2 separate regions of the Homo sapiens genome follow, and region 2 is linked to region 1. The links are chromatin loops, found by intact Hi-C in ENCODE. Cell type or tissue: PC-3. All regions are shown on one strand. Links, peaks and the distances in the headings refer to the core of each region. The heading gives the core; the rest is flanking DNA.

What was found. Peaks named below come from ENCODE experiments on the same cell type or tissue, not always from the same donor. Only the 100,000 strongest peaks of a DNase experiment are listed, where the experiment ranks them.
Region 2: a loop joins it to region 1, with 2.9 times the contacts of the local background. A loop is called at or near these places in 1 of 110 quality-filtered maps.

The regions. Positions count from the first base shown.
Region 1 is chr14:90,986,288-91,002,149 of GRCh38, forward strand. RPS6KA5 (ribosomal protein S6 kinase A5) reads right to left here. Exons shown (of 17, transcript NM_004755.4): 2 at 14,801-14,872. Among named protein-coding and RNA genes, the nearest start is that of RPS6KA5, 66 kb to the right of the region's middle. In PC-3, for the core only: no CTCF peak of the experiment used is centred there; no DNase peak of the experiment used is centred there; H3K4me3 peaks cover 927 bases; H3K27ac peaks cover 806 bases.
Region 2 is chr14:90,932,329-90,948,190 of GRCh38, forward strand. RPS6KA5 (ribosomal protein S6 kinase A5) reads right to left here. Exons shown (of 17, transcript NM_004755.4): 4 at 15,107-15,222; 5 at 10,750-10,857. Among named protein-coding and RNA genes, the nearest start is that of LINC02321, 110 kb to the left of the region's middle. In PC-3, for the core only: no CTCF peak of the experiment used is centred there; no DNase peak of the experiment used is centred there; H3K27ac peaks cover 365 bases.

The DNA of each region.
Region 1 (15,862 bases), core at 7,133-11,132:
AGAGAATTTCTACTAACTGAAGAATCATATTAATCACTCCTAAAATTAATCTTTCCAGATTACTGGAATCTTGTGAAATGGTGACTTGGTCATCCACCACACTAGCTATGCCTCCAGGTGTGCTTATTTCAATCTGGTAAACATGATTACCAGAGCATCTTACTAAAAAAAAAAAATACGTTAAAATAAGAATCAAAAGAAGACTAAGATGCATATTCATAAATAATTCTCTATTTATATCTCAAAAGACAAGCTGTTTGCCTAACTAAATAGTGATGTCTTAACTGCTGGAGTTAATGACCACCTGTAGTGGGTGCTGATGGTGTTCTGCCAGGTCCCCTTTACAGGCCGGTGCATCTATTCTCCAGCTGCTGTGAGTGTTGGCTGCTGGAGAAAGGCCTCAGGTAGACAGGGGCCACCACACCTGGAAGGTTACATGCCATCATTCTCTACTCCACCCTCACTCAAGCAGCCTGCAGCCAATGACTAACACAGGTATGAAAGGCCTGCCTCTTTGCTCTTGCTCCAAAACTTCCCATGAGTCCAGGCTGAATCCAGACCACTGCTTAGACCACATGCCTGTTTAGGCTAGTCTCCTGACCACCCTCCTTCCCTCACTCTTGTTCTCCTGAGAGTGCTCCTGCAGTAAATCACATAAATCCAAATCCATGTCCCGGGATCTGCTTCTAGCTAACATGACCTAACATAGTATCAATAATAAATAAAATTGTATTTACACTAGAGAGACAATGTCATTTGACACCTTCATATGGAATCATCTTTTTATTATGGCATAAAACATCACAAACATTTAACCTCTAAGACTTACATAAACATTGTAGGCTTACACTGAAGCATAAGGTATAGTGGGTATACACATACACAAATGCAAAATTATAAATTTTTTGAATGACAATTTTGACAATTTAATGAATACATGCTTTTAAAGGTATTATTTTAATACGGATACTTTCCAAACACTTAAAAGAATAAAATGACAAATGATGACTAAGTCATCATACTTTTTAAAACACTCTTTTAAATGACTCAACCAAAGTATTTTTCCCTCTATCATGTCATCAAAAAGTAGCAATGTCTTTAAGTTGCCTAGTGCAATTTACAGCATCCTCTAGTAACAAATTACCCATGAGAAACAAGTATGTCTCATTTAATAAATGAAATGTGTTACTCTAAATCTGTAGTAAAAAAAAGATTGGAGGGAAAAAAAGCTATCTTATCAGGAATATTCATAGAGTCTGGGACCAATGAGTAAAGAAATATCACAAATTACATTTCAAGATGGCACTGAAGGCTGGGGAAAGCAGCCCAAAGACCGCCTCAACTGGAAAAACAGTATTTCCACAGAGCAAACTTACAAGATCTGCTGTTGATTAGATGACAGCAGCAGCAGCCACAACAACAACAACAACAACAACAACAAAGGATATCCACATAAGGAAAAAGTGAACTTCTTAAAGAGGACACCAGGGACCAAGGTAGACACAAATGGTTACTGCTCATTAGACACTATCATAAGCAAGGCCCTCTGAATTTCTATACTTTGCCAGCACTCACTCCAAGGTTTCATAAACTCACAAATAACTCTGCATTACATGAAGACCAGCTCCATACTATTCCATTTACAAGGTTCTATGTTGTATGGTGTGTGTGTGTGTATAACATATACATACTTAATACTCACTACTCTTATCTCCAGCACCCAGAACAGTGTCTGCCTCTTGGTAAATACAAATGAATGAATGAATCCCAAGACCAACGGGAATGAACTGAAAGGTTTTAAATTGAGAAGCGACATAATCAAATTTGCCCATCAGAAAAATCATTCTGGCTCTAGAATGGAAATAAATGCATCAGCAAGGCCTGAAACCAGGAAGACCTTTGGTGGTTGTTATTTCTCTATTTACTGCAGGACACATTTTAGGCTTTACAAAAAATACTCATTAAGAAATGACATTCACTTATGTATAAAGCTAAGCTGAAAGCTTGGTAATGTATTACATCAGCTCTTTTAGAAGCTGAACTACATTCCCTTTCAGCTTCCCCAATAATAGCTAAAACTGAAAAACAAAATAGCTAAAACTTACATAGCATTTATTATGTGTCAGGCAATCAAAACATTTTATTACTCATATCATGTATATCTTAGGAGAGGAATGTTAACCTATACTACACTAAGATGGTTCAGAATCTAAGATGCTTGAATACATTTGTTTGATACAAATAAGAGGCTGGGCATGGTGGCTCACACCTGTAATCCCAGCACTTTGGGAGGCCGAGGCGGGTGCATCACCTGAGGTCAGGTGAGACCAGCCTGGCCAACTTGGTGAAACGCCGTCTCTACTAAAAATACAAAAATTAGCCAGGCATGGTGGCGGGCGTCTGTAATCCTAGCTACTCAGGAGGCTGAGGCAGGAGCATTGCTTGAATCCGGGAGGCGGAGGTTGCAGTGAGCTGAGATCATGCCACTGCACTCCAGTCTGTGCAACAGAGCAAGACTCCATCTCAAAAAAATAAATAAATAAATAAATAACAAAGAAATATAATCTTTCCATTTGACATGTTATGCTTAAGGTAACATACAAATCAACTTCTTGTAAATGCTAACAAAATTGCAATTAGCAACATCTCATTTATGAGGTATTTTCTCACTTGTTAAATTTTTATTAAAAATATCACTTTAGTTGAAATTACTCCCAGAGATGCTAATAAAGTAAGTGACTATATAAAATAATAAATAAATAATCTCTTCTTATGAGTAAGTCCTAAATAATTTTGTTTTTTCAATTTAGGTTACAGCTTTACAATGGAGTTCCCTGTTCAATAACCATAACCCATGGTTATCTAGTAATTGGCAATTCATATCCATTATCTCATTAAACTTATAACAACATTGTGAGATAGGTATTATTATAATAACTTATGCCAAAGGGACTTGGGCTCACAGAGTTCATATGATTAACTCAAGAAACTCAAGTAAACAACAAGAGTGTCAAGATGCAAACTTGAGTCTTCTACGTCATCCTCGATACTCAAGTACTCTACAACCGTGTGAAAGCACCAAAACCAGAAGAGTGAATCAACTTGGCTGCATCCTTTACTCTTACATGGCAAAATTTTTCTTTTTTCCTTTTTGTCATGGTAAGACAAGACATCAGCTCTTCAAAGTACATGACCATTTATGATAAAAAAAGAAAATTCAGAGAATACTAAAGTCTTTAGCTGAGACCTTCATGCTGCACTTCATTATTAGAATTACTGATAATGCACACCCACAGGTACATTTAAACATTTTCTTCTCCCATACTTGGACAGATATCTCAAAGAAGGCAAAATGGTCAAAAGGAAGGCAGCAGAGAGATTAAAAAAGAAATAAAAATATAATCATTATTCCCCAAAATAACCCAAAATTTCATCATCAAACAAATTCTAAAAGATGAGCCAAAGATATTTCCTGGGCTTTTGGGTATCAATCTGAAGAATAATGCTAAAGACAACAGCATAAATGACATACTTGATAGACTATTATTATACTTCACACAATGCTGGATTATGGGCAGGTAGGGGGACAGGGCAACAGGGTTGGAAAAATATACAGGGATGATCGTAAGAGCTTACAATCCAGAGGAAAGATTGCAGATGTGAAGGAAAATTCAGAGAACAAGTCAGTGCTATGCTCTCTATGGAGGGCTCTCAGTGCAACAATTCAGAGAATAAAGCAATTTGGGCAGGATTTGGACAGGTGGAAAAAAAGATGAGCACTACCAATGGGGGGACAAGATAAGGCAGGGCATCAGAGGGTGGAAAAGTACACATAATTGTAGGCAAGTGAAGGAAAATAAAGTGGACTAGAAAGTAGGCGGACAAATCAACAAGCAAAAAACAAACGATCCCATTAAAAAATGGGCAAAGGATATGAATAGATCCTTCTCAAAAGAAAACATACACATTGCCAACAAGCATATGAAAAAATGTTCAACATCACTAATCATCAGAGAAACGCAAATAAAAACCACAATGAGATACCATCTCACACCAGTCAGAAGGGCTATTATTCAAAAGCCAAAAAATAACAGATACTGGTGAGGTTGTGGAGAAAACAAAATGTTTATACACTGCTAGTGGGAATGTAAATTACATCAGCCACTGTGGAAAGCAGTTGAAATTTTTCAAAGAACTTAAAACAGAAATACCACTCAACCCAGAAATCCCATTACTGGGTATATACACAAAGGAATATAAATCATTCTACCAAAAAGACATATGTACTCATATGTTCATTGCATGTTCACTGCAGCACTATTCAAAATAGCAAAGACATGGAATCAACCTAGACGCCCATCAATGGTGGACTGGATAAAGAAAATATGGTACATGTACACCACAGAATACTATGCAGCCATTTTAAAAAATGAAATCATGTCCTTTGCAGCAACACGGATACAGCTGGAGACCATTTTCCTAAGCAAACTGATGTAGGAAAAGAAAATGATCTCACTTATAAGTGGGAGCTAAATATTGAGTACACATGGAAATAAAAATGGAAAGAATAGATACTAGGGCCTACTTGAGGGGAGAGGGTAGGAGAAGGGTGATGGTTGAAAAACTACATATAGGGTACTATGCTCACTACCTAGGTGACAAAATCATTTTTACACCAAACACCAGCGACAGGCAATTTATTCAGGTAACAAACCTGAACATGTACCCCCAAACCTAAAATAAAAGTTGGGGAAAAAAATAGAAAGTAGGCAGAATATCAGGGTAAGCTGGGCGAAAAAAGACAGGGGAAACTGAAAGCAAGGCAAGAATTTGGGCTTGAATAGTTAAATGGGAAAAAATGCAGTATATGTTCTTAAATAGAAAAACTGCACGAAAATGTTGTATTTTAGCAAGACTGTATATTACGTATAACAGCATATGATATTAAAATGCACAAATGGAAGAGAGCCTACAGAAAGGCAGACAGGTTAAGACACCCCTTGAAAGAATCCATGCATAAGGTAAAATGAGTGATGGCACTTTCCGTTCTTAGGCCCAGAAAAGGTAAATCCAAGGATCACTTTAAGGGGAAAATTATAGGACTTTGTGAGAAAATAGAAGTAAAGAGGCTGGGCTGGGCGCAGCAGCTGATACCTGTAATCCCAACACTTTGGAAGGCCGAGGCAGGTGGGTCACTTGAGGTCAGGAGTTTGAGACCAGCCTGGCTAACATGGTGAAACCCTGTCTCTACTAAAAATACAAAAATTATCCGGGCATGGTGGTGCACATTTGTAATCCCAGTTACTCGGGAGGCTGAGGCAGGAAAATAGCTTGAACTTGGGAGGCAGAGGTTGCAGTGAGCTGAGATCACACCACTGAACTTCAGCCTGGGTGACAGAGTGAGACTCCATCTCAAAAAAAAAAAAAAAAAAAGAAGAGAGATAAAGAGGTCAAAATAGATAGAGAAGAATCCAAAAAGAATCCAAAATTATTTAAAAGTTTCTAGCTCAGAAAACTGATCAAGGTTAGTGATAGGCCAAAGGAAACCAGATAGTTCAAGAGAAGCAAGTCAATCTGAGTAAAAAAGAGTTTTATGCATATTAGATGTATTTAAGTGTCAAAAAGTAAATCTTTGATATTCAAATATTCCACAGTCTTCAAGATATTTGATGAATAGCATTTTTTTCTAGTTTAAATATATAGAAATTAATTCATCAGAAGAGTTTTCAGTTTCATTTCCAAAGAAAACCTTACATGACACATGAAGACATCTGATGAGTCTTTCCTATTATTCTAAGTAGTGCTGAAAAAAATTTATCTTAAAAAGGTAATGAAACTGAAAGATTAGTGGTAAAATTTTTGAATAAAAATTGAGATTTTATTATATTCATTATAAAAGCTTCCACCTACTCCATTTAGTCATCAAAACTGTGATTTTTTAAAGGCAGATATACTTACAATGACATTTCTTAGTTATCCCATCTTCTCATAAGAGACTACACTGTCAGCTGGCAAAAAGGAAAAGCAGTCTCCATGGCTGACAACTGATCCATTATAAAACAGTGCACACACACAAAATGGAAATACAAAGGTAAAACATTACAGGTAAACTGTTTCCTTACCTTTACAGAATTGTCTTCAAGGCCTGTAACCAAACTACTCAGTGCAGATGTATAATAGATAATGAGTCAAAGTATTCAATGTGTTGAAAGAAAATACACACAAGGTTTGACTATATAAATTTGATATTAAAAATTTCACATATATAAAATGGGCTGATAATCTGCCTTCTTTATACTGTCCTAGTGTGTTTTTTGGAATCAAGGTTACACTGGACTCATACAATGAGTTGGAGGAAATAATCCCCCTTTTCCTGTTTTCTGAAAGAGTTTGTGGAAGATCAGAATTATCTATGCCTTGAATGTGTGGCAGAACTCATTCTTAAAACTGTACTGAGTGTCTTCCCAGCAAGAGGATTTTTGCTTACTGACCAATCTCTTTAACAGTTATAGGACTATGTAGGTTTCTCACACCTTTTTTCAATCAGTTTGGTAATTTACACATTTCAAGATTACTGTGCATGTTAAACTTTGAGGAACATTACTTCAGGAAACTAACTCCTGTCACCTCCCAAATTAAATGCTATTTTGTCCAATTTTTCAGTTTTCTTTTTTCAACTCCACAAATGAGACATCGTGACGAGAGCTTTACACAGTCAGTATGCTTTAGACTGTTTGTTCAGTAATTCTTTTTGCATCTCGGAAAATTCTCCAGGGATTATTTTCCTTCTTCCTAAAACTACTTCTTTTAAAATTCTCATAGGGGACCTATTGGTAGAAAACTCACTCAGCTTTTGTATGTTTGAAAATGTTGGCTGGGCGTGGTGGCTCACACCTGTAATCCCAACACTTTGGGAGGCCGAGGTGGGCAGATCATGAGGTCAGGAGTTCGAGATCGGCCTGGCTAATATGGTGAAACCCCATCTCTACTAAAAATACAAAAATTAGCCAGCCATGGTGGCATGAGCCTGTAGTCCCAGCTACTCAGGGGGCTGAGGCAGGAGAATCACTTGAACCCAGGAGGCGGAGGTTACAGTGAGCTAAGATCGTGCCACTGCACTCCAGCCTGGGTGACAGAGCAAGACTCCGTCTCAAAAAAAACAACAAGACAGAGCAAGACTCCGTCTCAAAAAGAACAACAACAACAACAAGTGTCTTTTTGCCACACTTAGGGAAAACAGTTTTGCTGAGTATACAAGTGTAGATTAACAGTTATTTTCTCTGGGCATTTTGAAGATATTATTCCACTTTACATGGCTTCCAGGGTTGCTGTTGTAAAGTCCACTGTTAAACTAATTGTTGTTCCTTTATAAATAAGTCTTTTCTCTTTGACTGCTTTTCAGGTATTTCTCTGTCTCATGTTCATCAGTTTCTCTCTGATGTATCTACATAAGAATTTCTTTATACTTGTATGCAAGTACTTGTATTTGCTCTCTGCAAATTCACGTTTAATCCTGTAAACTCCCAGCTATTATTTCTTTGAACAGTGCCTCTACTCATTCTATAAGCTCCTTCTGAAAGTCTGATTAGAAAAATGTTGTATCTTCTCTATCTATTCTCTATTTTTTTTTTTTTGAGACAACCCAGGCTGGAGTGTAGTGATGTGATCATAACTCACCGTGGCCTTAACCTCCCAGGCTCAGACAACCCTCTCACCTCAGCCTCCTGAATGGCTAGGACTACAGTCATGCATGCACCACCATGCCCAGCTAAGTTAGTTTGTTTTTCTAGAGGCAGGGTCTCACTATGTTGCCCAGACAGATGGGGATTCTCCCACCTCAGCTTCCCAAAGTGCTGGGATTACAGCTGTGAGCCACCACACCCGGCCTATCCTCTATATCTTAATAGTCCTCTCATATGCTATCTCTTTTTTCTCCATTCTATATTCTGCATATTTTCTTCAAATCTATCTTCCAATCCACAATAATTTTCTCTTTAGCTATATCTCATCTACCAGTAAAGCATCCATTAAGTTTATACTTTGAATTGTTTTTTTTTCACTCCTAGAAGGACTACTGGTTCTTTCTCCAATCTGTCTGGTCATTTTTTTAGCATGTATTATTCCGTAATATTACAATCAAATCTCTTCTTAATTAAAAACATACACATTTATATTTTATATCTAATAATTCCAACAGTCTCTTTAGGTCTAATTCTATTATTTGTTGTTTCCACTTCTTTCACTCATAGTGCTTTGCTTCTTGGATGTTTGTGATTTTTTTTTTTTTTTTTTTTTTTTTTTTGAGACTGAGTCTCACTCTGTCGCCCAGGCTGGAGTGCAGTGGTGTGATCTCAGCTCACTGCAAGCTCCGCCTGCTGGGTTCATGCCATTCTCCTGTCTCAGCCTCCCAACTAGCTGGGAGTACAGGTGCCCGCCACCATGCCCGGCTAATTTTTTTTTGTTTTTAGTAGAGACGGGGTTTAACCGTGTTAGCCAGGATGGTCTCGATCTCCTGACCTCATGATCCGCCTGCCTCGGCCTCCCAAAGTGCTGGGATTACAGGCGTGAGCCACCGCACACGGCTGGTGTTTGTAATTTTTGATAGTAAAATCATGTCTGTAAAACTTTCTTTGCTATTTCCTTAAGATCTAAGTAAATCCTCCAGAGAAGATTTACATTTGCTTTGCTAGTGCTGTTGGGAACACTACCAATTCATAAGTAGAATAAACTAAATTCATACTTGCTTGTGTGTGGTTTTTTGTTTTGTTTTGTTTTTAATATAAGACGGAGTCTTGCTCTGTGCAGTGGCTCACTGCAACCTCCACCTCCCAGATTCAAGCAATTCTCCCTGCCTTGGCCTCCACAGTAGGTGGGATTACAGGTGCCCGCCACAACGCCTGGCTAATTTTTGTATTTTTAGTAGAGATGGGGTGTTCCCATGCTGGCCTCAGCCTCCCAAAGTGCTGTGATTACAAGCACGAGCCACCGTGCCTGGCCAGGATTTTTCTTTTTTTAAATCACATAAGTGGATAACAAACTGAAGTTGCAAACCTGTATGATGTTTGGTTTAAGGTTATGACTCACGGAAGGCTTTTACTGCTTATTTGTTTCCTTCACCCGAAGCCAATGCTAAGCCAGAAAAGTTTCCCCTCTATCTCCCTTTGCAGGCTAGATTTTTATTTTCTCATTTACTGTTTTACTGAGCAGTAGCCTTCTCTACCGCTTGAGTGCCTTAGAAGCTGTCTCCTATATATGAAGTATGAAAATGGTAAACCCAAAGAACTAGCTCGGAATTCACTGGTGGATTTCTCCAGCATAACTTCTGCCCTCAGGCAGCTTATTTGCTTCTCTAAATTCCTGCTCCCATTTTATTTTTTCAAGCTTAAGAATTTTCCTTACTTTTGCCAGGTAATCTAAGCAGTTGATAGAAAGACTACTCAACTGCATAGATACCTGGCAAGAGTAAGGAAAATTCCTTATCTAGCACTTTAGAGGTTTAATAATGATTGTGGCTACATGCAGTGACTCATGCCTGTAATCCCAGCACTTTGGGAAGCCAAGGCAGGAGGATTACTTGGGCCCAGGAGTTTGAAGCCAGCCTGGGCAACATAACGAGACCCTGTCTCTACTAAATAAGTAAATAAGCAAGCAAGCTGAGTGTGTTGGCACATGGTTGCAGTCTCAGCTACTCACGAGGTGGAAGTGAAAGGACTGCTTGAGCCCAGAAGTTCAAAACTATAGTGAGACAGGGTCTCGCTCTATCTCCCAGGCTGGAGAGCAATGGCACAATCATGGCTCACTGTAGCCTCAACCTTCCAGACTCAAGAGATATTCCTACCTCAGCATCCCTAGTAGCTGGGACTATAAGCGAGTGTCACAACAGCCCAGGCTAATTTGTTTTTTTTGTTTTTTTTTTTGTTTTTTTTTTCAGTAGAGATGAAGTCTCGCTATGTTGCCCAGGCTAGTCTTGAACTCCTGGGCTCAACTGATCCTCCCACCTCAGCCTCTCAAAGTGCTGAGATTACAGGCATAAGCCATTGCACCAGGCCTGCATGCATTAAATTAACAGATCAATGAATAGGATTAGTCTCATGGTTCTTGTTATGTACTATAAAATTCAATGGTGAAATTAATCATTAATATTACATTTTAATAGTGTCCTTGAAAGTTCTGTAGATGCTATGTCTATTTTGCTATAGAGAAGTTATCTGTTATTACAGATTAAAGTTGTTTAGCTTTGACCATATCTAGAATAAAACATCATCTCAGAGATAACGTTTTCTTTTAAAAACAGCTATAAATCTATTTTTAAAATAAAATAAATAATAATTGGGTTAATCAAAAGTATATAAACAGTAGTTTCATTTGATCAATTGTACTAATATTTTTACTACGTTTTGCTTTTGATAAAAAACATAAAAACTGACATTTCTAAAACTTTAATATGAAAAAAGAATCTCTAAAGCATGGAAAGTCAGGTAAACATTGCAAATAAGAATAGCAATTTGTTTTCAAATTTTCAAGGATCTTTATAGAGATCCCTTATTATATGGAATAAGTATACTCATCCATTCATTCAAAAATATTTGAGAAACTGCTATGCATAAGTTAACCCACTAAGAAAATTTGTTTACCCAAACCCTATTTTTCTGGCAATTTTACATTACTGAATTATAGATGAGTTAGATGGAATTCTGCCATCTAAATAAATGGCAGATGGCAAGAAACATGCCAAGACACTATGAACTCTTCAGGCAATATAGATTATGATTAAAGTATAAGCATATAATATTTTTCTATCACAGACTTCTTCCTGTTTTAAAATTGTTTAACCTAACCTGTAGTAAAAAAGGAAGACGACCATTCAGATTTCTTCCTGTTTTAAAATTATTTAACCTGACCTGTAGTAAAAAAGGAAGAAGATCATTCTCACTTCAAAGATTACTTTAAACAGAACTTGAGAGAATTTATAGAACCTTGTATTCAAAATATTTAAAAGTGTGCATGACTTTTTATAAAGTACCTGAAAATGAAAAAAACATATGTTCATACAAAAACTTGTACATGAATGTTCATAGCAGCATTATATTCATGTATTTGTTTATCTTTTAGAGAGACGGTCTTGCTCTGTTGCCTAGGGTGGAGTACAGTGGCACAATCATGGCATACTGCAGCCTCAAACTCCTGTTCAAGCAATCCTCCCACCTCAGCCTCCCAAGTAGCTAGGAATACAGGCACATATCACACCATGCCCAACCAATTTTTTAATTTTGGCAAGATGGGGAGTCTCACTATTTTGCCCAGGCTAGTCTCCAAAGCAGCATTATTTATAACAGCCAAAAGATGGAAACAACCCAAATGCCCATCTCCTGATGAACAGAGAAACAAAATGTGGTATATCTGTACAATGAAACAGTAAGTCATAAAAAGTATGAAGTACTGGCCAGGCAGGGTGGCTCACGCCTGTAATTCCAGCACTTTGGGAGGCCAAGGCGGGCAGATCGCCTGAGGTCAGGAGTTCGAGACCAATCTGGCCAACATAGTGAAACCCCGTCTCTATTAAAAATACAAAAAAATTAGCCGAGCGTGGTGGTGTGCGCCTGTAATCTCAGCTACTCCGGAGGCTGAGGCAGGGGAATTACTTGAACCAGGGAGGTGGAGGTTGCTGTGAGATTGCGCCACTGCACTCCAACCTGGGTGGCACAGCGAGACTCTGTCTGAAAAAAAAAAAAAAAAAAAAAAAGTATGAAGTAGTGATGTGTACTACAATATGAATGAACCTAGAAAACATTATGTTAAGTGAAAGAAGCTGGTCACCAGGGACTACACATTTGTATGTTTACCTTTATATGAAATGCCTAGAAGAGGCAAATATATAGATAAAAAAGTCAGTTAGTGGTTGTTTAGGACTGGGGAGGATGGTGAGCTTGCTTGGGCATTAATAGCTAAAGGGTTCAGGGTTTCTTTCTGAAGTAAGGAAAATGTTATAAAACTGACTGTTATAAAATTGCTGCACAACTTTGTGAATATACTAAAACCACTGAATTGCACACTTTAAATGATGGAACAATATGGTACGTGAGTTATATCTCAATAAAGTTGTTACCAAGAAAGCCACATACAGACAAAACAGATAAAAACATGCAGATAAAACAGCTATTATAAAAACAATCTATAATATATATCAACCTTAAGAACTTTTGACCAGATGTCACAAAGCACTATTTTTAAGGGAACTGAGTCACCACAGAACTGTGATCCTCTTTCCCCTTTGAGTAGATATTGCCTTTGAAACAGGAAACAAAGGTAGGAATAAAGGGTATTATTTTGATATTTTGAAAGCATGATTTCTTAGGAATACAGTGGGGTAGAGCTTGGATTTTTAAAAAATACATTTGAACAAATTATTTGAAGGTGGAAATGTACAATAACATCTCCAAGTTGACAGTTACACTAAATTTCTGACAATAACATGCTTAGTTGATGGGAATAAACTATTCATTTTGCTTATTCACTGGTAGCTGTAAAGATTGGGCCTATATGGCATGCTAAACTACTCAGGGAGGTTATAAAGACCTCATACAGCAGGGCCGTAGACATGAAGGCTCATTACTAAATGACCTAAAGACAGCTTACATAAGCGAACTTAGACATGAGGCAGGCCGGGCGTGATGGCTCACGTCTGTAATACCAGCACTTTGGGAGGCTGAGGAGGGTGGATCACGAGGTCAGGAGTTCAAGACCAGCCTAGTCAAAACGGTGAAACCCGAATTAGCTGGGCATGGTGGTGCATGTCTATAATTCCAGCTACTCAGGAGGCTGAGGCAGAAGAATCACTTGAACCCAGGAGGCAGAAGTTGCAGTGAGCCAAGATCGAGTCACTACACTCCAGCCTGGGCGACACAGCTAGGCTTCATCTCAAAAAAACAAAAAAACAAAAAACAAAAAAACAAACAGACATGAAGCTAGGGAAGTGGCTGGTATTGATTACAGAGGCCCCAAGAGAAAGGCTTTCTTTCTTGCTATAATGTTTGGCATTTTGGAAGGGATGGGCAGATACCCTTATATGGACAGGTGTAATCCATCCTGTCAGGCGCTAGAACACTCAGGTCCCTGAGAGTGTGACGCTAAACTGCAGCGGGGAAGAAAAATGGTCTGTCCTCTGATGCTCTCCCTGGTCTTCCAGGAAAAGAGATCTAGGCCTGCTGAGAATGGGGAGGAGGAGGGGGAGGGGAAGAGTTAAAGGCCTCCTTTGTATCTTGACCTGATGGGAGAAAAATGACAGAAGCCAGTTCTCACAGCAGCGGTGGCTGCAGAGCAACACAGTCCAGGACAGGGAGAGAACTGAGTAGGAAACATACACATGACAAGAAGCTGCATAAATGGCAAGGCCTAGTGTAAAATGAAAATGCGGGTGCCTTGTTCATGAATTACTAATAATTTCAGAACAGTGACAGCAGAGCATTACACCAAACATGGGGCTCTTCTACATGCAGGGATCTCTACAACTGCATAGGTCACATCCCCCTTAAGTCAGCCCTGATTTCTGAGCAGCGAAAGCGGTGGTAGCAAAAATTCAGAAGGCAAAGGAAAGTTACAAAGCAGAAAACCAAGATCATGTAAAATCCCGCTACCACTAAGATTTTAGTGTATATAACCATGTACATCCCGGAGAATTTTCTTTATTTTTTGTTGAGATGAGGTCTCACTATGTTTCCCAAGCTGGTCTTGAACTCCTGGCCTCAAGGGCTTCTCCCATCTTGGCCTCCCAAAGTGCCTCCCAAAGTGCTGTGGTGGCATAAGCCACCACGCCCGGGCACCTAGAGATTTTTCTGCATACAAATATACACGCAGATATTTTCCATATCCATATACACATGTAGATATTTATATTTATTCATATAATGTTTTGTATATTGTACATTCTCTTCTGTAGCTTTTTAAAAACTTATTTTGGAGAGCTTTCCAAAATATTAAATAAAAGTAGATCATTTTAATCTATTATATACATTATAGAACATAGAGATCCATGTTCCATTTAACCAAAGCCCTATTGTTGGGTTTCTAAACAGTCCTGGGTTTTTCATTATTACAAATTACGTTCATTGAGTATCAACTGAGTTGAACAAAGATTGAATAAGACAATCAATACAAAGCCCTCCACAGAGTACTTGGCATCTAACAAGCACTCTATCAATGTTAGTGATTTTTTAAAATATTGTGTCCTGGCTGGGCGCAGTGGCTCATGCCTATAATCCCAGCCCTCTGGGAGGCAGAAGAGGGCGGATTACTTGAGGTCAGGAGTTCGAGACCAACCTGGCCTCGAACAACATGGTGAAACCCCGTCTCTACTAAAAATACAAAATTAGCTGGGCGTGGTAGAAGGCGCCTGTAATCCCAGCTACTCAGGAGGCTGAGGCAGGAGAATCGCTTGAACCCAGGAAGCAGAGGTTGCAGTGAGCTGAGATCACGCCACCACACTCCAGCCTGGGCGACAGAGCTAGACTCCGTCTCAAAAAAAATAAAATAAAATAAAATATTGTGTCCTGTGTAAAGGCTGAACTAATTTACATTCCCAACAGCAGGGTAAAAGGGATTGGTTTCCCTAAATCCTTGCCAATTCTTTTTATTTTTGCCTTTTGTGCTTCTATGAATGGTCTGTTCATGTTCTTTGACAGTTCTCCTAATGGATTCCTCATGCTTTTTAAATTTTAATTTCTGTATTGGGGATATCAATCCTTCATCATAGGAATAATAAGTACTTTTTTTTTTCCTTAAATATAATTAACTTAAGACTTACCTCCAGTTCCTAGGACCTTCAGGAGCTCAAAATTTTCTATTCCCACCTTCTCAGCATGTCCTGTCAAATTAGCTAAAAGAAAAAAAGAGGAAAAAAAAAACAAGAGGGTCAGCAATAGAAGGAGGCTCCTGGGGGATTCTTGTGTACCAGCGACGCTCTATTTCTTGACTTGAGTGATTAACCAGGGTTTGCTTTATAATTATTTGTTAAACAGTATAGCATATTTTGCATAAATTTCTGTATGTTATGCATTACAATAAAACTTTTTTTGGAATTTAGGAACTATATATATCATTTGTACCAAATATTAACATAAATTAAAGTGTTTATTAGACTCTCTACTGACCAATATACTCCAAAAATAAATAAAAATTCTAATATGTAGATAGATACATAGTGGGGAAAAAACTGGATGGATTGAGAAGATGTATTTATGATTCGACAAACATTTACTGAGTATCTATTAAATGCCATCCCCAGGTTCTAGGGTAAGTTCTAGTTCCATTTCTGCCACTAAATACCTGGACACGATATAGTATGCATTCGTCACTTCAATACTCTATGTCTCCATTACTACATCTCTGAAATGAAAGTGTTGGTCTCAATGAACTCTAGGATCCCTGTCAGCTCTAAAATTCTAGGACTATGTTTAAAAATATAAACTCTTCAAAGATATATTGTCTTGAATAAATAAAATTAGGATCTCTTATAAATTAGCATTTTCCATAACATATTCCATTGAATTCTAGTCCTATCCTATAATAGGTGTTCTGTTAGGGGGAGATGTGGGGAGCAGAGTGCTTTGGTAGAATAAATGTGGAAATGGTTGGCTTAAACAAAGTTAAACGATTTCTTTACTGCTGAACCTTACAGATCCTGTATTATGAAAATATGCATGTAGATCAAGACAAAGATACTACATTTGTGGATTTAACCACAAAATTACTTTTTAAGGTAGTATCTATTAACATTATGTGAACTAGTACTCTGTAGAAGTGGTTAAGAAAGGCTTGATCCAAATCCTAATTATGCCACTTAAAAGCTGTGTGACCTTGACAAATT
Region 2 (15,862 bases), core at 6,203-10,202, 55 kb before region 1:
CCCAACACTGTTCCCCAGGCTGTTGAGTCTCAAACTCCTGGGCTCAAGTGATCCTCCTACCTCGGCCTCCCAAAGTGCTGGGATTACAGGCATCAGCCCAGGCAATTTCACTTTAAATTCATGATCAGGAATCTCACATGGGTCTTAATAGTACCCAGCAAACACATTCATTTCCCTAATCCGTTCACTCTCCCACATTGTTAGTTGGTTATTTTATATCATCTCCTTTCTCCTAAAACCTCGATGTGTCCACTCCCTTCCTCATACTCAGTGAGAAAACAGAAGACCTTCTATAAGCTGCCAGTACACACCACTTAACCTCCACCCACATGTGTGCCTAGTAACTCAACTTTCTTCAGTTTCTAAGCATGAACTGACCATGCTACTCGTTAAGCACTAGTAGCATGATCACGCACAAACTCACTTGTGCGTTTGACATTATCCTTCTCAAGGACAGTGTTCCAGCAATTTCCCACTTTACCTGCTGTATTATTATAGGAGATAGATATCTGGGTTTGGGTGGTAGATATCAGTGTATCTACCCCACTTCCTTTTGAGGACTATTCTAACTAGTGTATGACATCTGTAATTTCTCCCATCTTAGGGGAAAAAACCCTCTTTTCATCCTCACTTCATCCTCTGCTATGCTCTTCACAGAATTTCACTATTCCTTTTAACAGAAAACCCCAAGTTGTCTACATATGTGGAAGACAATAAGGCTACTGCTATTCTCTTTCCTAAGGTTAAAACTGAGCCAATCAATGCTCAATCTTCAGTCCCCATCTTATTTAACCTAACAATAGCATTTGACACAGTTAATCATTTTCAACCTTGAAACATTTTTTCACTTGTCTTCTGAGACAATCCACCTTGTTTTCCAAATTCCAAATTCATAGATCCAGACCAGACTTCTCTCCCAAATTCCAGACTCATATAGCTCACTGCTTAACATCTCTGCTGTGTGTCTAATAAATGTCTCAAACTTAACCTGTCCAGCTGAACTTCTCCTCTTGTAACCCCAGATAGCTCCCCATCAGCAGCCTACCCCATATTAGTTGATGGAAATTTCATCCTTCCAGCTGTTCTGGCCAAAAACCTTGGGGCCACACTAGATTTCTTCTGAATTCTCATACCCCACATCTAACTCATCAAAAAATTCCATTAGATCTAATGTCAAAATAGTCCTAAAATCTGCTACTCCATAGTCTAGGCCAGTTCCATCTCTTGCTGGGATTACTTCAACAGTTTTCTATCTGGACCTCATGTTTCCACACTTGTCCCACTACAGGATTATCACAGTTATCAACCAGAATTATTCTTCCAAAATAGGAGATCACTACTCTTCTACTCAAAACTCCCCAGTGGCTCCCCATTTTGTGCAGGGAAGAAGCCATAGTCCTTACAATGATCTTCAATGCCCTGAGTAATCTGTACAATCCTTCTTCCATATGATCACCTCCATGTCCTTCTTTCCTACTACTGTAACTCTCACTCATTCTGTATGCCCACAACGGCCTCTAACCCTCACTCATTCCATAACCCCACCTTAAAGGGCCTTAATATTGGCTGATCCCTCTACCTAGAAATCTCCTTCCTGAGATATCTACATGGCTGACTCTCTCACTTCCTTCATGTCTCTACTGCACTATCACCTTGGTGAAGCCTTTCCTGACCACTTGATTTCAAAGTGTAGCCTCTTCTCACCCTATTCCCTATTCCTGTTCCCTACTATACTTGTCTTCTTGCAACTTATTGCTATCTAACATACTACAGAAATACTTATTTCTTATTGTCTGCCTCCCCGTGTAAAGGAAGAATTTGTGTCCATTTTGCTCATTCATTGCAAGATCTCAACACTGAGATAGAACAGTGCCTGGATCACAGGAGACATTCAATGAATATTCACTGAATTAATGGAAAAAATTATAAAATTTTCATAACTGAAAATGTGAAGAGTGGGCACATAAACTCAGTTATATTATTTTCTATTTTTATTGTGCTTTATAGCATAAAAATTTAAAGAGAAATTTGGAAAATATAAACATTTATTATTCACATTTATGAATTCTTATTATTCTAGGATATCTTTTGCCCTTATGGACTTTAAAGTCCCTGACACTCAGCATAGTTCTGAATCATTTTCCTTTCTTTCTTAGAAAATAGATAAAAATAAACTGTGACTGCTAAATATAGTTATCAAGTAAATTTAAAAACACATATTTAACATTATTTGAACAAATGAAATATATACTTGGAAGTTTCTGTGAAAATAATCTCATTTCAAAAGTTGTCCCTGCTTGTTCTGTGTTGTTACTCACACTGAATCTACCTTAAAAAAAATCGTATTATGAATAAACTTTAGTAGATCCAAAAATTTCTGCCATAAGAATAATTATAAAGGGATCTGTGAAGCAGACAGCTGGCAGGCAATCCCTATTTACCCCCCAACCTTTGGAGGGGAATCAAAGGTCTGCTCAGATATCTGGGGGAAAAAAATCTCACTAATGAACGGCTCAAGCTAATGTGTTGGCATCTGAATATTGTGTAATAGTGTTTTAAGAAAGGAAGAACTGGGGCAACAGGGTAACACTTTGGTTTCTAGGTCTCCTATTTTCCCAACACCTCCAACTCAATGTTTACCTTAAAATAACTAAATTATCCTAGAGTCACTGATTTTGGCAAATGACTGATAGAGCTTATTATCAGAGACCTAATAGATTTTCAGGACACATGCAAATAAAAAAAATCATGACTACATGTCAGTACAAATCAATTAGGAAGGGAGACAGAGGTAACTAAAAAGCTGGTTTAGGGTTAGGTTATCTGATTCTCAATGCAAACACGCTCTTTATGGAGCCCGACCCTTACCTACACATCTTGAGATACGTACATTATAACAGCAGAAACTTGAAAGTGGCACTATTAGCTAGGCATTTATTAGAGAAAGATGTAATTTAAAACTACAAAAAAGAAAATAAAGAGAATAATTTTAAATTCTCAATGGTATATTTTAATTTTGCTCACAGTAATCTGAAATGTAAACAGTACTTCTCAGAAATAGAACGGATATAGTGCTTTATACTTTAGAAAGTACTTTCACAAGCATTAATTCATTGTGTCTGTATGATAATTCTATAAATTAGGTATGATAAATATTATTTTACAGATGATGAAATTAAGACTCAGAGAGGTTAATGACGAAGTGACTTGCCTCATGTCCTAAAGCTAAGAAATAGAGAACCAGAAAAAGATCCCCCTAACTAAAATGCCTCTTACATTGTCCAAAGAATTAATCAATAAATAACATTATCTGAATTGAGCAAGGTTAGATTTTTCTACTTCTGGAAAGAGAGAAACAGTCATAAATCCATAGGCTTTTCCCTTTAAGTACAGATACTCTGTACTGTTCAGCCAACATATTATTTTTCTTCTGAACCTTAAAGTTGTATTTATCTACCTGGGGATTCGTGTTAATGATCTGTTTTGAAAATTTTCAAGCACTCACTGTTAAATTATAAAAACAGAATGCATATACCATATTTAAGCATAAACACGTGTCCTTTTTGACATTATTTGCTTATAAATATGAACAGACACAATTTTGAAGCTATCATCACTTTACCAACACTTTTTTTAACTGTCTTTAAAGTTGTCAACATTAAAATCAAATATCCAATAACTACCAGATTCTCTGACTTGAAGTAAGAACTCAACAAATGTTTGTAAAACTGTACTACCAAAAAAATTCTATGGAAGATATATATTAGCCTGAAAATTAGAGATGTTTTGTTATTTTTCAGAATCTCAAGAGCTTGATCGAATTTTCTGGTTGAGAACAGAACAGTAAAAGTAGCAAATTTTTATTATCATAAAATATTTTTAAAGTTTCTAAAATAAATTTACTTTAACCTGTATGTAGTCTAGGCTGCAAACCATTATCCAGAAATAATTATATGGGCTGGGCCTGGTGGCTCATGCCTATAATCCCAGCACTTTGGGAGAGCAAGGCAGGTGGATTTTTTGAGATCAGTCCAAGACCAACCTGGGCAACATGGTGAAACCTAGTCTCTGCAAAAAATACAAAAATTAGCCGGGCATAGTGGCATGTGCCTGGAGTCCCAGCTACTTGGGAGTCTGAGGTGGGAGGATGGCTTGACCCCAGGAGGCAGAAGTTGCAGTGAGCCGATCTTGCCACGCTGGGTGACAGACCAAGACCCCATCTTTTAAAAAAAAAATACAAAAACAAAAAACCCAGAAATAATTATATGAATATTTGACAAATATCTCTAGAATACAGGCTCAGGAGGGTAAGGAATTTGTTATGTTCACCATTATATTTGTAGGGTCTAGTGCAATACCTGGCAATGGTAAGTACTCCAAGATTTTTTGAATTACTAAATTAATATATATACAGAGATAAGTATAATATCATGAGCAGAAACATCAAACATACATAAAAAGTAAATTCCTGAAGATTAAATATATTTCCCAGACCAAATGAGGCCAGAATTTATAATATAAAATTGTGATATACTGACAGAAAGGCAGATTTTGGTGGAAGATTACTTCTGTTTTGAAAATGTTCAGTTTGAGGAGCCTGTGAAAGTGTCAAGTGGAGATAAAACATTCACATATTTGGGTCTTGAGCCCAGAAGAGAAGGTTGGCCAAGAGAAGGCTGGGAATGAGCAGCATGTAAGAAGAGTACAGCATAAAAAAAAGAAGAGTACCTAGGACTGAGCTGAGGGGAACCCTCAGGTAGAAGAGGAAGAGCCAACAAAAGGCAGTGAGAGAGAGAAGGAAAGTCAGGTGGGTGTTGTGTCACAGAGCCAAGCTGAGAGGTGATTTCAAGTTCAGTACTACCAGGCAGTCAAATAAAGTAACTAAAAAGTATTAATATGCACGTCAATGGTAACATTGGCAAGAACAGCCTCAGCAGATGGTGGCGGGGTAGGGGGGCAAGGAGGTACAAGCAGAATTGGAATTGATAAGGGAGTAAGGGACATGTGAGTAAGTAGAGACAAATACTGACAAAGGAGAACAATGAGACAATAGCTAGGCGGGAATATGGTATTCTGAGATTTTTTTTCCTTTTTATTTATCAGTCCATTCATCTCCCCATTTTTAAAATTTTAAGATGGAAAGACTATGTCTACTTAAACAGTGACAGAAATGGTCAAAGAGGAAGAGGTTAAAGAGAAGAGAAGGCAGGCAGAGTGTATCAGTCCATTCTCACACTGCTGATAAATACATATCCGAGACTGGGAAATTCACAAAAGAAAGAGGTTTAATGGGCTCACAGTTCCACGTGGCTGGGGAGGTCTTGCAATCATGGTGGAAGGAAAGGAGGAACAAGTCACATATTACATGGATGGAAGCAGATAAAGAGAGAGAGAACTTGTGCAGGAAAACTCCCGTTTTTTAAACAGTCAGATCTTGCAAGACTTACTCATTATCATGAGAACAGCATGGGAAAAACTTGCCCCCATGATTCAATTACCTCCCACCAGGTCCCTCCCACAACATGCGGGAATTCAAGATGAGATTTGGGTGGGGACACAGCCAAACCATATCATTCCACCCCTGGCATGTCCTCACATTTCAAAGCCAATCATGCCTTCCCATCAGTCCCACAAAGTCTTAACTCATTTCAGCATTAACTCAAAAGTCCATATTCCAAAGTCTCATCTGAGACAAGGCAAGTCTCTTCCACCTATGAGCCTCTAAAATCAAAAGCAAGTTAGTTACTTCTTAGACACAACAGGAGTACAGGCATTGGTTAAATACAGCCACTCCAAATGGGAGAAACTGGCCAAAACAAAGGGACTACAGGTCCCATGCAAGTCCAAAATCCAGCGGGGCAGTCAAATCTTAAAGCTCCAAAATGATCTCCTTTGACTCCATGTCTCACATCCAGGTCACGCTGATGCAAGAGGTAGGCTCCCATAGCCTTGGGCAGCTCCGCCCCTGTGGCTTTGCAGGGTACAGTCCCCCTCCTGGCTGCTTTCACAGACTGGTGTTGAGTGTCTGTGGCTTTTCCAGGTGCACGGTGCGAGCTGTTGGTGGATCTACCATTCTGAGGTTTAAAGGACAGTGGCCCTCTTCTCACAGCTCCACTAGGCAGTGCCCCAGTAGGAACTCTGTGTAGGGGATCCGACGTCACATTTCCCTTCTGCACTGCCCTAGCAGAGGTTCTCCGTGAGGGCCCCATTCCTGCAGCAAACGTCTGCCTGGGCATCCAGGTGTTTCCACACATCCTTTGAAATCTAGGCGGAGGTTCCCAAACCTCAATTCTTGACTTCTGTGTACCCACAGGCTCACTACCACATGGAAGCTGCCAAGGCTTGAGGCTTCCATCCTCTGAAGCAACAGCCTGAGCTGTACCTTGGCTCCTTTTAGTCATGGCTGTAGCAGCTGGGAAGCAGGGCACCAAGTCCCTAGACTGCACACAGCAGAGAGGCCCTGTGCCCGGCCCAGAAAACCATTTTTTCCTCCTAAACCTCCAGGCCTATGATGGGAGGGGCTGCCATAAAGGTCTCTGGCATGCCCTGAGCCATTTTCCCCACTTGTTATAGTGATTAACATCCAGCTCCTTCTTACTTATGCAAATTTCTGCAGCTGGCTTGAATTTCTCTTCAGAAAACAAGATTTTCTTTTCTAGTGCATTGTCAGGCTGCAAATTTTCCGAACTTTTATGCTCTGTTTCTCTTTTAAAACTGAATACCTTTAATAGCACCCAAGTCATCTCTTAAATGCTTTGCTGCTTAGTAATTTCTTCTGCCAGATACCCTAAATCACCTCTCTCAAGTTCAAAGTTCCACAAATCTCTAGGGCAGGGGCAAAATGCCACCAGTCTCTTTGCTAAAACATTACAAGAGTTACCTTTGTTCTACTTCCCACCAAGTTCCTCATTTCCATCTGAGACCACCTCAGGCTGGATTTCATTGTCCATATCATTATCAGCATTTTACTCAAAGCCATTCAACAAGTCTCTAGGAAGGTCCAAACTTTATCACATTTTCCTGTCTTCTTCTGAGCCCTCCAAACTGTTCCAACCTCTGCCTGTTACCCAGTTCCAAAGTCGCTTCCACATTTTCAGCAGCACCCCACTCGTGGTACCAATTTACTGTATTAGTCTGTTTTCATACTGCTGATAAAGATATATCCAAGACTAGGCAATTTACAAAAGAAAGAGGTTTAATGGACTTACAGTTCCATGTGGATGGGGGAGGTCTCACAATCATGGTGGAAGGCAAGAAGGAGCAAGTCATGTCTTACATGGATAGCAGGAGACAAAGAGAGAGAGAACTTGTTGCAGGGAAACTCCCGTTTTTAAAACCATTAGGTCTCGTGAGACTTATTCACTATCACAAGAATAGCATGAGAAAAACCTGCCCCCATGATTCAGTTAACTCCCCACCAGGTCCTTCCCACAACATGTGGGAATTCAAGATGAGATTTGGGTGGGGACACAGCCAAACCATACCATAAAGATACACATTTAACCTGGAAACCAAGGAGGCAGATTAGGGATGGAGCAGAAAGAAACTTGTTCCAAAAAATATGGTATTTTGATATGAGTTGGGGCTGACATGGAAACCAAAAAGGAATGCAAGCTAATCAAAATAGAAATGGTTTCATGGGAATATTTTTAAGGTAAGAAAGGGTCTAGATAGAGAAACTTCCTAAATAGGTGCTGGGTGGAATCAGAGGAGCAAAGAACCATTAGATCAAGTTTCAGAGGACTCAGCAAAGGAAAATTCCTACCTGAGCCCTGAGAGTTAAACCTGAAGCCAAGCATGATAGTATGTCCTCTAGGGCTAACAGGAAGAATGAGCAGACAGTCTAAGGATCAAAGAGATATGCAACCCTTAAAGCTTAATAGTAATGTTAAACTATTAACATAACCTAGAGTGAGGCTGTATTCAGTAAATAAGGGCGCCTACTAATTACTCCTCTACTTCAGCTTGAACTCTCCTATTTCATTTTTGCACCCAGACCACTAAGTGCTCAAAGATGATGGTATTTGACTGGATCTCCATCATCCCCTTGAAGGGTGGCTGTTGACACGACTAGCAGCAAACTCTCCTCTTGTGAAGAGTGACCTGGCTGATTCAGTCACACAGCATTTCTGACTAATGCTTATTACTGTATTAAGACCTAGCAACTCTGGTCAACTTTGATTTTTATTTGTTTGTTTAGTTTTGAGTCCTAACATTTTGCTGTTCCCCAGGGCCAAAGTCTGTTTCTATCTATTGCCAAATGATCTGCCACACACACCTATAAACAGAGGAATTATTAAGTGATTCTTTTAATGAGTGTACTACCAGAACCTAGCCTACCATCTAGCACATGGGCCCCTAACCCCCAGGCCATGGACAAGTACTGGTCTGCGGCCTGTTAGGAACCAGGGCGCACAGCAGGAGGTGAGCAGCAGACAAGCATTGCCACCTGAGCTCTGCCTTCTGTCAGATCAGTGGTGGCATTAGATTCTCCTAGGAGTGCCAACCCTATTGTGAAGTGTGCATGCAAGGGATCTAGGTTGCACATTCCTTATGAGAATCTAATGATAAATGTAATGTGCTTGAATCATCCCAAAACCATACCCCGACCCTCGTCTTTGGGAAAAATGTCTCTCAGGAAACCAGTCCCTAGTGCCAAAAAAGTTGGGGACTGCTGATCTAGCACACAGAAGGCCCTCAACAAATATCAATGGAATGAGCAAATAAAAGTGATCATCAAATCTCTCTATGCAGGGGGAGTTTTACACATTTACAAACCAAGGACCCCTTTGGCAGTCTGTTGAAGCCTGTGGACCCCTTCTCAAAATAATATTTTAAAATAGATAGCATTATAGAGGAAATTAATTATAGTAAAATACAGTCACAAAACTATTTTTTTTAAATGTGGCATCATTACAAACATGCTTCTGTGGCACCGGGTGGGATTGCCAAGCCCCAGGCTTCTCTGTAGAGAGATTTGGCTGGGCCAGTTCAGTGGCAAAATTACTGACAACATCTATGGAGATTTTGTTCTTGGCTTCTCAGAGAAAACTCCTCCAGACTCCTGCCTGGGAAGCCACTGTGCTCAGTGAAGTGCTAGAAAGCCGCCGAGGGAGTTTGCACAGTTCTGTGTGTCCATTTTCACCATACCTGTCATTTTCTGTATGGTATCCTCATCCTTAGCTGTGCCCATTGTCCCTGAATGCACAGACCTTGTCAGTCTTCCCTTAGGGTGAGGAAGGCACAGCTGCCTATGTGAACAGGGGCAGAGATAGGATCTGGGGGTTACCTGTTTCTTACACAGACTTTCAATCAATCCTCCTGGGTCCTGCATCACTTGCATGCCTACTTCGAGGGATACCTGCTGTCTCCAGTTATTGAACCTTTTTAGGGGGTCAGAAGTACAGAGAGCCTGCTTTTAGGCTTCCCATGTTACTGTCATCCATCTTCTAAAATGTAGTTGCTATTTTCTCTTTTCCCTTTGGAGTGCATGTCTATCTTATCCCTTTCCTTTTATCCTTGTGGGATTTATTAAGGAGGCAACGGTAAACAGATTTAATCTGCTACAATTTGCTGAAGTCATCACTAAAATTTTTACAAAGGCATAAAAAGTTTTAAAAATCAAATTTAGAAGTAAACTCAAAATTCATCTATTTTATAACTACGATATTTGTATCAAAGATGATCAATTTACTGTAATAACTTCAGCTTCATGAAGGCAGAGATCATTTTCACTTCATTTATTATTGTATTGTCCAGTACCCAGCATAGTAGAGGGGATAAATAAATATTTATTTTATAAGTAAACTGAATGAATATAGATGCGATTAAAAAATTAGGATCTTTAATTTTTATAATTTCAGCACTTATCTCACTCACCTAGGACTGCTTTAGCAATATACTCCAAAAACCAATCAGAAATAGATATACCTAATTTGGAATCCAAGAATGATGTCTTTTATAACAACAAAGTCCTTCACTACAAAAATTTTAGTATGATTTCATATTCTATACCAACAATTTCCTAGATAGAAACGAAACTAACATTCAAATTTACTTAGTTATCTTGAATAACTAGTAGTGCAGAAATAAATGTAACTTCTATTACAACCATTACATAAACAGTACTTAATTACAACTAATAGATGTACAATTTTAAGTGTCATTAAATGCATTTGTAATATTAAACAAATTCTAATTAATACTGAAAATTAAAGTTCTCCAAATGTAAAATCTGCACATTAGCCACCATATTTTAATTCATGTTGAGCAAAAACCAGCAATATTATTTAAAAATTGGGTCTAGTAGATCTCTGTCATTCTTGTCAAGCGAATTCAAAGGGCCTTCATAGCATGTCCTACTTTGTTACCACAATGTAAACTGTATGTACTTTGCTTTATGATTCTTTATTGGCCACTATCAAAGCCATAATTCTCCTGAAGGGCCAAAAGAGTTATTTGATTTTTCAGTTATATTTTACATATTTTATGGGGAAAGTTAAATGCATAGTGTCTTTTTTCTTTTTTAAATAAATAGGAATTCTGATATACCCATCAAGGTTTACCGCAATTTTAACAGGACGGCTCCATACGAATTTTAAACTAAAAATCTCTACATTTTCCATGGACAAATCTGCACAAAAGTTCAGAATTCACAGGGCAGTTTTCTGCTAAATGTTTATTCTACGGCTAAGTTTTCATCCTTGTTTACATGCTGTTATTACTAACTTCAAATTAAAATATACTCACTTCATCAGCCACAAACTCCTTACTCAGACCAAAATCTGTCAGCACCACATGGCCATTAGAATCAAGTAGAATATTCTCAAGCTTAATATCACGATATATAATCCCCAACTGCAAAAACAAAGAAATATAAATTTTAAAATAATTTACAAAAAAATGAATTAGGGCAGTCTTTCTCGTCTACCTTTATTTATTTATTTTTTTTTTTAAGGCATTTCCCTCCTCAGGATCCTGTAATGGCTCTTGGTGATTGGTCAGGGAAAATGGAAATTCTTTTATCTGCTGCGTTCTCTGGACCTCTCCAACCACGTCTTTGTTCTCCTTGTGCACAGGGTCTACCTTGTTGGGTCAGCTTCTTTAGGGCCTCCCTCTTGACTCGTGCTTCTTCATGTCTCTATTCTTCCTAGTTCACTCTCACTCTAGATGACCTTCAGGTGCCTTCATAGCCAATTCTTGTCCATCACTTCCTAACGGCTTCAGAAGACTCTCCTGACTAACCAGATCCCCTGTCATTTCCTTGTTTTTCATCCTACAACACCTATGTTTACATTGTACTTACCTATACATGACTGATATTTTCTAGCTATTTCCTACTTGTCTTTATATACCTATACTCTAACTCTTTTTTTCACTTTTTATGTATTTATAGGTATTTGTGCAGCACACCATGTATAAAATAGGAAATTTATAAAGAATTGTTGATTAACAGGCTCTTAAACATAAAGGTTGAAGATCATAGGTTAATTTTACTCAAACTTTAGTTGTTTTTTGTTGTTGTTATTGTTGTTGTTGTTTTGAGATAGGGTCTCACTCTGTCACCCAGGCTGGAGTGCAGTGGCGTGGTCCTAGCTCACTGCAACTTCAAACTTCTGGGCTAAAGCCATCCTCCCACCTCAGCCTCCAGAGTAGCTGGGATTACAGGTGTGAGCCACTGCACTAGGCTCAAACTTTAGTTCTAAATAAGCAAAGAAAATCAATTAAGTAACATTTATAGATCCCTCTGTTTTACTTTGCATTTATAAAACTTACTTTTTTGTAAGTTCTATAGCAAAACACTTCAGCTATATAACAAATAATCTATCCAACTCATATAAGAGGTGCTTGATCTGCATGAATTCTGTTTCATGTTTTCAGTTATGTCAGCCTGAATTAAATGTTTCTAAACTTAGAAATATTGTTTTCCTCAATGCTAAGAATATGAGAAAGTTCTTAATAATCTCTTAAAATGGAAATCAAAATTGCATACAGAAAAACACTAGGGGCCAGGCACAGTGGCTCATGTCTGTAACCCTAGACTTTGGAAGGCTGAGGCAGGAGGGTCACTTGAATCTGGGAGTTCAAGACTAGCCTGGGCAACACAGTGAGACCCATCTCTACAAAAAATTTTAAAAATTAGCTGGGCCAGGAGTGGTGGCTAACGCCCGTAATCCCAACATTTTGGGAGGCCGAGGTGGGCAGATCACCTGAGGTCAAGAGTTCGAGACCAGCCTGACCAACATGGAGAAACCCCGACTCTACTAAAAATACAAAATTAGCCGGGCGTGGTGGCACATGCCTGTAATCCCAGCTACTCGGGAGGCTGAGGCAGGAGAATCACTTGAACCCGGGAGGTGGAGGTTACGGTGAGCTGAGATCGTGCCACTGCACTCCAGCCTGGGCAACAAGAGCAAAACTCCATCTCAAAAAAAAAAAAAATTAGCTGGGTGTGGTGGCACACATGTAGTCCTAGAGCTACTCGGGAAGCTGAGGCAGGAGGATCACTTGAGCTCAGGGTGTTTGGGGCCACAGCAACCTATGATAGCATTCCAGCCTGGGCAACAGAGCGAGACCATATGTCTATTTTTAGACCCAATGTCTCTATTTTTTTTTTTTTTAAAAGAACAGAATAAAAAACGGACAAGTGTGGGTGGCCCATGCCTGTAATTCCAGCAGTTTGGGAAGCCAAGATGGGAGGATCATCTGAGCTCAGGAGTTTGAAACTAGCCTGGGCAACATGGCAAAACCCTGTCTCTACAAAAAATACAAAAATTAGCCAGGTGTGGTTGCGCATGCCTGTTGTCCCAGCTACTCAGGAGGCTGAGGTAGGAGGATCACCTCAGTCAAGCAGGTTGAGGCTGCAGTGAGCTGTGATCGTGCCACTGCACTCCAGCCTGGGCAACAGAGTAAGACCCTGTATCAACACAACACAACAGAACACAAAAGTACTAGGCAATTTTCCTTTAAGAGCCCCAGTGTTCTACAAGACAGACAGGAAGGAAAATGTCTAGAGCTTATATTGAACAGACATTGACTTGGAGCATTATATGCATCTAACAACCAGGAGATGCTTTTTCCTAAAAAACAACCTCTTTAGAAAAGATTTTAGAAACAAATAATTTACTATCTGCGTCACCTCATCACTTGCAAGTAAACATCCATTTTTGCCTCTTCCTGTGAAACTCAATGTTAGTAGCTTTATCAAGATTAACATTGCTGGCTTTGCGTTATATTTATCTGTATCTTTTTAGGGTAGTAAGATTAAGAGAAGGTTAACCAAGAGTTCATTTACTATATTACTCTCATTCCATATCAATTGCAGTTATATCCAACATTCATTGTTTTATTTACTTCTGTGTTTGACAATCAGCAAGTTTCACATAAATTAAAAACCGGATTTTCGGACAAGCACAGTGGCTCATGCCTGTAATTTGGGAGGCTGAGGCGGGCAGATTGCTTGAGTCTAGTTCAACACCAACCTAGGCAATATGGCAAAACCTCATCTCTATAAAAAATACAAAACTTAGCCAGGTGTGGTGGCACGTTCCTGTGGTCCCAGCTACTCGGGAGATTGACACGAGAGGATCACCTGAGCCTGGGAAGGTGGAGGCTGCAGTGAGCCAAGATTGCACCACTACACTGGACTTCCTAGCTTACTCACTGGAGCTATTCATTTTGTTTCTTACTCATATTTATGATGATTTCTACCATCATTTTTATATTATAAACTAATTGCCCTAAATCATAAATTTCAAAGGTCTTTCTTTGCAGCATATTCTTGGGTCCAATAGTTTCTTGTATGAAAATGTCTTAACTATCTTATATCCCACAAAAATCATCTTAAAGCTTGTTACCATATCAATAATTCCATGAAAAGAAGTCCAAGTGTCTGTTCTGCTACCTCAGTTTGAGTGCCTACTTGACTGCACCTCGTTCCCCTTCCTCTCCATTGTGCTGCAGCCCTGCCCCTCAACCCCCCCATTACCAAAGGTTTCTTTCCCTGCTTGTTCTCACACGTTTTTCATTCAGTCTCCCTAAGATTCCTACCCTTGAACCATCTCCCTTCACCTGGCAGGTCTGGTTTCTCCTCTGGGCTGGATCTGCCCTTTTCCTGATCTCTTTTTTTCTTACATCTTACCATAATTTATTCTCACGGCCTCACCCACCTGTTACCTCCACCTTGCTGCCTGCCCCTTTAGAAATGTCATCCTTCATCCTTCCTTTTCCCTTCAATTCTCTCCTTTCTTTTCTATGCTCCATAATCAGCATTTCAATCTCTATCTTAAACTAGTGTAGGACCTGAATATAACAGGACAAGGAAGGGTGGCTTCATGATGTACCTGAATTGTCCTAATTTAAAAATTACTTGAGTACTTTCTGTCTCTGAGGAAAAACACAAGCCCAGTCTACATAATGACTGCTTCTACAATGTTTCCTCATTAAGTAAAACAAAAAACCGAGTGAAAATTTCTTGGCTCAAGATTAATGGTTATCTGCAATAACATTTCTTACAGTTTAAACTGATTGTTACAGTTTGCATAGGGTCACAGACATGAATTCCATTTAAAGTTTTTTAGTAAGAGTTCATCCTACCTGGGGACAATGGAGGAGAGAGGGAGTGGGAGCAAGAGACGGTGTCAGGGACAAAACAAATGGAAAAGAAAGCCAGAGTGCGAGTGGGAAATAACTCTTACTCTCCAACCTCATCAGGATACACCCTGAAGATGTACAGGCAGAGTCTGCAATGCAGTAAATTACAATGAAGGAAATACATATTATGACTGATGGTTTCATTTTATTGGTTATTTTAACAATTAAAAGCTTTTATTATAATGATACTTTGTAACAAATAAGCATTAGGATTTTTCAGGATAAAAGCCAAAACCTGCTTAGGTTCTTTTTAATCTCTATCATAGCAAGTACAATTGGAAAGTAGATTTTTTCAAACGGAATTATGAAATTGAGAAAATTGGTAATGTTCTATAAGTATGCTTTCATAATCTCCACTAAGACAATAACATGTAAAAACATTAGCTCTTCCAGCTCCATTATTACCTTAGTTAACAGACTTCAGAAAAGAAACCTGAAAAATGAAGAGTCTTACCTTGTGGAGATGTTCGAGGGCAAGCACAATCTCTCCAACATAAATCTGCACCTCATGCTCTGTGAAACGCTCTCTTTGAGAAAGATGAGTAAAAAGTTCACCACCATTTATATAATCTAAAAATGAAATACATTTTTCTTTCTTAAACATGCATTCATAAATGAAAAGCAGTGTTTCCTTTTAATCACTTTGGATTCACCATAAGGCACTGATTTTAATATATTGCTATATACAATTTAGCATACAGTATCATGTAGATAGAGTTCTAGATTCAGATAGCAATACAGTTTCGCAAAATAATGATTACCTTAAATATAATCAAATGAGTTTGCAAAGAGTATTGCCATTAAAACTATTACTAAAATCTGCATATATTTAAATATGTTTTCTCAAATACAGCATATCAGAAACCTCTGCCATAACCATATAATGCATACTTAACCTACTCTGGAGTACCAAAACATCAGCCACTGCAATAACCAAAACCAAAACAAAACACAAAGTCCCATCCTTTCATTTGTAATAATTGCCAGTCACCTGTAAACAGATACCCTATTTTCCAGAATTGTCTACATGCACTTCCAAAAATCTATATTAGGTAATAGACACCCTTTTATTTAGCCCAATAGTATAAGTATTACAACTTGGTCAAATCAAAGATTCTGAAAGTAGAAGATTACCATTTCCCTGTCAATTTTCTCTATTTATCCCAAGGGGGATAATGAAATAGGTGACCAAAAGGCTACATTAAGACAT